2 separate regions of the Mus musculus genome follow, and region 1 is linked to region 2. Evidence: chromatin contacts called from ENCODE Hi-C or POLR2A ChIA-PET data. All regions are on one chromosome and are shown on one strand. The core of a region is the stretch at or near the end of the contact, and the rest is flanking DNA. Distances in the headings are between cores, read along the strand shown. Region 1 holds the start of Cd200 (CD200 antigen). Region 2 has its middle 9.1 kb from the start of Gm30760.

Region 1 (3,964 bases), core at 1,464-3,963, 33 kb after region 2:
TCCATCACCCTGAAAGAGGTGATGTTTCGTCCTGTGGACATCTCCAATGCCACCCCATACCTAAGTGCTTTTCTATTTTCACACCCCAGCCTTTCAGACTTTCTGCCTGGACTCCATGGAGAGTCATAAAGGTGTATGCTCTGGTACCCCATCTACATGGCAGAGTTGAGTCTTCCTTACAAACCTAAGGCTACAGAAAATTAAAAATTCCATCGTCCGAGTGATCCTTGGTACAAATTATTATTCACCCGGACAATTCGTTTTGGGGGTGGAGGTGGGGTGGGTGTACCATGAGTATGCCACGCCTACTTTGAAACTTCTCTTGACTTCATTGATCTAAGGTTCACAACTAAGTCACTACTCTTTAGGAAGTAAAGAGTGAGGAGCTCCCTAAAAGGATACAGCCCCCACTCTCCTTCCCCCTTTTCACGCATACCAATACCACCTTCTAAAAGGGCTGTGCCCTGGGGACTTCATCTATTTTTTTTCTCCCTATTGTTGAACCTATTCTCCATTTGTTCTTATCATGTAGGATAGCTGGAAAAAACTCTAGGCAAATGTATCCTCTGGTTCCACAGCTAGGGATCAATACATTTTACTTTATCTCCAGCTAACAGATTGTGGCGTGCTAATTCTACACCATTATTTTTAACCACTATGCCTTTCTCTCTCAATGAAGCCCAAGCCCTAGCAAAGGCTGTAATAAGAAAATGCAGGGATATCTGGCTTTTGTAGTGAAAAAAATAACAGTGTTATAGGACAAAAGAAAAAGCAGATGCACACATCCTGGGGATGGTGAAAACCAAAAACACAGGGACTGGGGATCAGGGAGTCAAAGGATAGGCTTCACTATGAAAAATTCACATCATATTTATTATATTCTCCTTTAGTTCATGCCAGGCAGTGGTAGGCTTTCTGTTTCTCAGAAAGATGACGTGGAATTGCTGGGCGGTAACCAGGGAACACTCCAGTCTAGAATGAATCCAAAATGTATTAGGTAAGACACATTATTTAACCTCCCTGGAGCCTGGGGGTGGGGCGGGGCGGGGCGGGGGGAAGACATCAGTACTAATCTCAGGGTTAAATGAAACATAGGTGGGAAACTGAAAAATCATAATGCTTCAATATCTGAAACTTCTGAGTACTGACAATGTTATAATGAAAAATTCCACACCTGCCATCATGTGATAGTTATAGTCATCAAGAGGAACTGTATAATCATGGCATTATCTGAGGGTGTGTGTGTGTGTGTGTGTGTGTGTGTGTGTGTGTGTGTGTGTGAGAGAGAGAGAGAGAGAGAGAGAGAGAGAGAGAGAGAGAGAGAGACCTACATGAAAAATGAATGAATTTCCTGTTTAGTCTGGAGTCCCACTCCCAAGAGATCTTATTGTGCATATGCAAATATACAAAAATCTTTATTAAATAGCATTTTTGAATGGTAAAGATCCTAGGAGCTTGCCTACTGCAAACCCAGCAAGTCAGTGCTGCAGCAATATCACAGGTGTGAGGTGACAATTCCACGGTTAAAACCCTGAAGACAGTGCCCAGAATTTAACGGATGCTAAAAGATTAACCAATCAAGAATTAACTAGAGAGTCCAATCATGAAGATTCAAAAAAAAAAATCCTCCTACAATTCTTATCAAGAAGGTGGATGTTCATTAGCTCCTGGGTCTTAGCTGACAACTCCACAGCTGCTAGGTGCATAGCCCCATTCCCCTATTCTTTCTAGGTCTGATTTTGTACCTTATTTCATTGCAGCCACAGAGACTTGGAGAGAAAAAAAAGAACCTCTCTCTCCGATTCTTTGTAAAACAGAAAGCAATTCCTTGTTTGAACATTAAGAGCATCTAGCTGACAGATCCACATTCCTCTTTGTTAAGAAAGGTAACACAAGTCGGTCTTTGTCAGCCTGATGAAAAGTGGTACCTGGGGTTTAATTGCGTTTAGATTCGCATTCAATTCTACCAATTCCGTGTGTATAAAGAATAAGGCGTATGACCACCCTTCCTTTTAAAATTTTCTGCCTTGTAAACAGTACCAAAGACTCAAAATGTCGGCCTCTCCTCTAAATACCTTGGCATTTAACAAGACCACTAAGCTGTGGCTTGCTCGCTGCAGTACTGCTAGATGCTTCATGGTTTCCTAGGCAAGGAGCAGAAATGCAGCAAGAGAGGGGGTGAGAAAGAGAGCAAGCGAGATTACTAGGCTACACCCCTGCTGCAGGTTAAGGACCAACATAGGGGACGCAAAGAGCTACTCCTCCCCTTCTGGGAGCCATGGAGCTCAGGCCGTGTTTTCGCAATGGAATCGCAGCAAGGAGCAAAGCCGCCCACCCTAGATACACGCGTTCCCCGGGCTTTCTCCGGCCGGTGCCTCCTTACAGAGCTCCGAGCCCCGGATACCACTTCTCCAAAGAACAGCTTCCTTGCTTTTCTCGCAGGCTCCACTGGCTTCTGAGAGCCGCGGCTCCAGATCGCCCATTCCGCCCTCCTTCGCATCTCAGATTCCACTCACCAGACTGCCCATCCTTGCTCTGGGCCGCAGCTAGACACCAGCTTCTCGGGGTCTGAGCTCTTCCACGATGGAGGATATCTCCGCAACACCTGTGAGCAGGGACACTACTATTCGCCGTAGAGAGAGCCCCCTCCACTGCACAGGCAGACTCTACAGCTCCTCTAGTGTGGAGGAAGAGACGACCAACCAACCACGCCCTCTACAACCTCATCCCTAGCCCCTGCCCCCGCCCCCGCCAGGTTCTCGCCTTTTAGAGTAATATAGCAAAAATGTGAAAGAATCACTCTATATTTTTTTCATTTTAGATTTATTTATCTTATTTTACATGTGTATGCATGTTTCGTCTGCATTCCCATCACTGGCCTCTCTCCCGTGCCAAATGGCAGTATAGGGTGACGTAGTCCATACAGAAAAATCAGAGTGGGAACTAACTTGAGTGGACAGTAATTTGAGTCAGAAACCTGGTGCATCCTGTGGTTCTGTACAGCAAAAGATAAACACGGAGAACAGAACAATAGTGTGTGTGTGTGTGTGTGTGTGTGTGTGTGTGTGTGTAGGGGGAAGGTAAGGAGCTTCATACAGACACCCTGGGGGAAAAAAAAAAGGAAAACTTTATTTTACGATTTGTTATATTAAAGGCCAGTGCGAGTGTGTGTGTGTGTGTGTGTGTGTGTGTGTGTGTGTGTGTGGTTACCAGGTACCTCATCTAGAGCTTTAGAGGTCCTAAGGGCTCAGAGTTACCTGTGAACACACTTCCTGAAAACCCAAAAGCACTTTCTTTCTGCTAATCAGATTGTCCTGCAGTATTCCTTAAAACAGATGAGAACCAAGGGACAGATCAAATGAGTCACAGGAAGCCCTGGAACTGAGGTTTTTCCTTGATGAAAGCTTTACAGAAACGATTGACTATATTGGTGACATTTCTGTTTCTGTACTAGAGTAGAAACCTGTGGAAAAAGATTTGTTGGGCTTATAGCTACAGGAGGAGAGTCTCTAAGTGACCAGGAGGCATGGTACCAGGCTGCCAGAGAGATCACATCTTCAATCACAAGTATAAAGCAGAGAGAGAGAGAGAGAGAGAGAGAGAGAGAGAGAGAGAGAGAGAGAGAGAGAGAGAGAGAGATCGAGAAAGAGAGAGAGAGGAGAGAGAGACTTGGGACCTACAACTGAAGGTCACCCTCTAAAACCTGACAGTGGGACCCATTGCTGAGGTCAACTTTCATTCAGCTCACTGAACATAGAGAGGCTAGAGCTGAGGTTTGGACTCTAGACTCTAGTCTCTCTGGTGTGAGAAGGTATTCTACAGACCATGAAAAGACAAACCTGGACACTAAACCTGCCTCTAAATCCTCTACCCACAATATGTCCTGCCTATGAGATTTTAGTAGAAAATGTGAGGGAGTGACCAACCAATGTTTAGTTTAACTTGAGGCCCACCCTATAAGAGA
Region 2 (4,015 bases), core at 1,255-3,754:
TCTTTCTCTTTCTTTCTTTCTCTCTCTTCTCTCTCACTTTCTTTCTTTCTCTCTCTTCTCTTTCTCTCTCTTCTCTTTCTTTCTTTCTTTCTTTCTTTCTTTCTTTCTTTCTTTCTTTCTTTCTTTCTTTCTTTCTTTCTTTCTTTCTCTCTCTCTTCTTTCTTTCTCTCTCTTCTCTCTTTCTCTTCTCTCTTTCTCTTTCTTTCTTTCTCTCTCTCTTCCTTCCTTCCTTCCTTCCTTGCTCTCTCTCTCTCTTTCTTTCTCTCTTTCTTCTTTCTTTCTTCTTTCTTTCTTTCTTTCTTTCTTTCTTTCTTTCTTTCTTTCTTTCTTTCTTTCTTTCTTTCTTTCTTTCCTTCTGAGGCAGAGTATAGTGTAACTCAGGGTAGCTTTCAACTCTGAATAGCTAAGGCCAATCTTAAACCCTGATCTTCTGCCTCTGTCTTTCAAGTAATGGGATTACAAGGATGTATCATCACATCTGACTGAAGAATGGTATTTCTACATAGTTATACTAACCTCCAAATGGAGCCTTACTGTATGCTTCCCCCACTTTACAAGACAGTGGCATGAACTGTGGTATAAGAATGAGACTAGAATTCAGATATTATTTCCTGGAGAAAATCTTTAAAAGGTTTAAAACAACAGCAAAACCACAGCTTTCTGAATGTCCAAGACACCAAAAGTGTTTCCGTACAGTAATAACTAATTTGCCACTTTATAATTAGAAAACGTAGCTGTACTATGCCTCTTGAGTTTGCTGTTGTTGATTATAGGTCAAAATCATCATCCCTCTTGCAGACAGGCTGTGTGAACAGCAATCTGGACTCTGCCTGATTAAGACAACAAAGCCCTCAATGTAGGTTGACTGCTTTTATTACCATTATATCCCAGTTCTTTTCAATTTCCTTCTGTAGCCAATGAGTCTTAATCTCATAGCTGAGTGGGGATTATGTCAAGAAACCTAGGTTTGATGAAACTTGCCTCATATTGTCACCAGGTCAGTTGATTTAAGGGCAAACCTTAATTCTTAATTCCTATCAGCTATACTTAATGGCTCATAGTGTTACATTTGTAATTCTATAAAATCATTCTGAAAACTGAATCATGATATACTGACTGAACATGCTTAATATAAACTGTTGCAAAAATCGAAACATTTTGACTAACTACACAATGTCACATGGGGAGTGAGTCATGTGACCTCATATGATGGACCACAGTCTTGGTGGCAACACACTAAAACTGTCCTGTGACTGCTGATGAGATGGCTCAGCAGTCAAATGCTCTTGCTTCACAAGCCTTGAGATCTGATCCCTCAGAAGGCACAATGGGAGGGGAGAATCAAGTCTCAAATACTGTTCTCTGACCGGCACATGTGTTATGTGTGCTGTGGCATGAGTATGAACACTTGTTTGCATGTGTATGCATTCCTGCATACATACAAACATCACATATCCATTAGGCAATTCACAGGTAATAAAGATTTTGAAAATAAAAATAGTGTACAAAATTCCATTTAGCATATATACATATATATGTATATATATACATATATATGTATATATATACATATATATGTGTGTGTGTGTGTGTGTGTGTGTGTGTGTGTGTGTGTGGTGATTTATATGAAACATAAATCAATTGTCTTTAGACTTGGGACTAGCACAACTTCCAAGATAACCATGCTATACATAAATTTAGAATGATACAGCTAAAATACTTCTGCTCTCAAGTATGAACATTTTGTATAAGGGACACCCAATTTGCCTTTGGACATTTTGGTTCACTATATATAACATTACTTTATGATTTCCAGAGGTTGCCTCTGAATACACGCAAATAGCTTGATTTTATGTTTCTTAACTGCTGAAACTTTCCCCAGCAGCGTTTCATTAATTCCTTCTGCTGTTCCCATTTCTTATGCTCTGCATGTTATGTGTCTGCTGAATGACATTTTGCTCAAGGTTTGCCCATTGCTGGATATACATTGCTTATTTAATCACTTAAAATACTATTCTAATACAGAAACACATTGTATAACACACCACAGAGAAATGCATGTCGTTATCTCCTAGCCGTTGTATAAAAATTATTCTCATGCTTTTAGTATAAAATGTGATATTAGAAACCTTCTTCAACGTGGCATTAGTACCTGTATTCTATCCTTGAAAATTAAAAACCAACATGATCTCCAAGTTTGTCAATAGCTTGTTTTCTTTCTCTTCATCTTTTGTCCATGGTTGACATGTTCCCTATGGTATGTTTAGCTTTTGAAAACTGAGGACTTTCAGTAAAAACTCAGTCAAGTCTGGCTTTAGATATTTGCTTCATGATTTGGGTTTTCTTTTGGTTTTTAATATATATTTAAATTTTGTTGTTAATCTGCTATCTCCAGACACTGTCGTTCCCCAGCTAAGAGTGCACGGGAACACACCTCTTTGCTGCCAAGGGAAATAAACACCCTGGTTTAAACAATCAAAGCCCCTCTACCAGAGAGAAAATCTGTCCTGCTGTGTACTTTTCACTGCCAAAGATGCTGGAAGTCAGTCAAAAGCTAATACTGGAGACAGCTTTAACCTTGAATAGGAAAGCAGTTTAGGAAAGTTTTGGCTTCCAGTAAACTCTGGGGTCCTAACACACTATATAAACTAGAGCTGAGCTGCAAGTTTACTCTATCAGACCACATAAGAGTCATTAACAACACAGAAGTTTCAACTGCTCGATTTCTAATCTACACTAGAAAAGGTTTGTGGGAACTCCTTGAGTGAGATCTAAGGAAAGATCCTTGTGAGATTTTTCTAACATCTGGGAATGCCATTCAACCTTGCCCATGGAGACTCAGATGCCATTGTGCCTTATGGACTACTTACAGCATGAAGTTTCAGTTTGCCCAGTGGCTATGTGTTGCCCAACCTCTGAAACAACTTCTATTGCTAACTTCTGCTAATACAAGAGTCTATTACAATTAGTCTGTTGGCTAATCTGGCACTTGGATAGGCTCTGGCCAAGTCAAACACAGTGTGAATCTGATAGATTTGGTATTCTCTTAAGGATTATGTTCTCTTCTCACGAGTAAATTAACTCTAACATGGAAAGTGTCTCATTGCCCTAGATGGCTCCCAATCACATCTTAGCAGCCCCTGAACTGGCCAGTCTTTTTACAAACTCACTGGGAAAAGATGCCCTTCCCCACCTAAAATACAGATACCTTTCAGGTACATTTCACAAGTCCTGATAGGCCAATTCCATCCACTGGAAATGACCCACTGCCTCCACCAGACTCTTCCCTGCTTGTTTAGCTGCTCATGGGAAATTTAATGTTTCCTAGAATTGCACAGGGAGCCATCTGGCCTCGCAATATGCTACTTCTGATCATTTCATTAAAGCCACCATCTCGTTTATTTTTAGGTGAGGTAGAAATGTTAATGCCATTTACTTATAAAAAGGGAAACCAAGATATTTCCTAAAACATTTTTAGATACAGAGGCAACCACGCCCAGCATTGTGTGGTGTTTGAAGAGCCCACTGGAGCAGCTCAGCTTCAGCCTATCTTTGTAACTAGACTGGAGCATAAAGGCTACTCCCAGAAAACCTGAATCCGGTTTTGTTAAGTTCCTGATTTGTTTTGTTTTGTTTTGTTTTGTTTTGTTTTGTTTTGTTTTGTTTTCTGTCCTTTCCTTTCCTTTTCTTCTCTTTTCTTTTCTTTTAGTTAACAAAAACAAACGATGACTGCCACATCCAAATTGTATGTGGTATAAGTGAGATCTTTCTAATTTATTTACTAAGAAGAATCAGAAAGAAAAATCTCAAATCGACTATTGAGTTCCTAGGAAACTCTTGACCTTTGGCCATCTCCTGAGGGAGTTACCTCTGGTTTAGTGATATATGTGTGGAGAAAGAACCCTGGAGGTCAGTTGTGACATCCTACTTAAGTCTGGAACAGAGCTGTCATTATGGAAAAGGTCACATCATCCAGATTTTAAAGTCAAACGAGCTATTGCCTTCTTGACAGGAT

What was found. A loop is a pair of places that touch in the nucleus more often than their neighbours do. ChIA-PET counts read pairs that join two places held with the same protein, here RNA polymerase II (POLR2A).
Region 1: a map of heart shows a loop between it and region 2 (5-fold over the local background). The contact joins the promoter of Cd200 here to the enhancer-like site in region 2. A Hi-C loop is called at or near these places in 6 of 37 maps with a recorded cell type or tissue (gastrocnemius and heart). POLR2A ChIA-PET finds 5 or more read pairs at or near these places in 1 of 5 experiments (embryonic stem cell).

The regions. Positions count from the first base shown.
Region 1 is chr16:45,406,340-45,410,303 of GRCm38, forward strand. Cd200 (CD200 antigen) reads right to left here and starts at 2,714. Exons shown (of 6, transcript NM_010818.3): 1 at 2,517-2,714. The coding sequence starts at 2,528.
Region 2 is chr16:45,373,080-45,377,094 of GRCm38, forward strand. No RefSeq gene overlaps it. Among named protein-coding and RNA genes, the nearest start is that of Gm30760, 9.1 kb to the left of the region's middle. Within about 2 kb of position 2,505, at least 1 of the 3 ENCODE cell types and tissues checked has a DNase peak (open chromatin) inside an H3K27ac peak, as active enhancers do; it is gastrocnemius, where a contact is called at or near this core.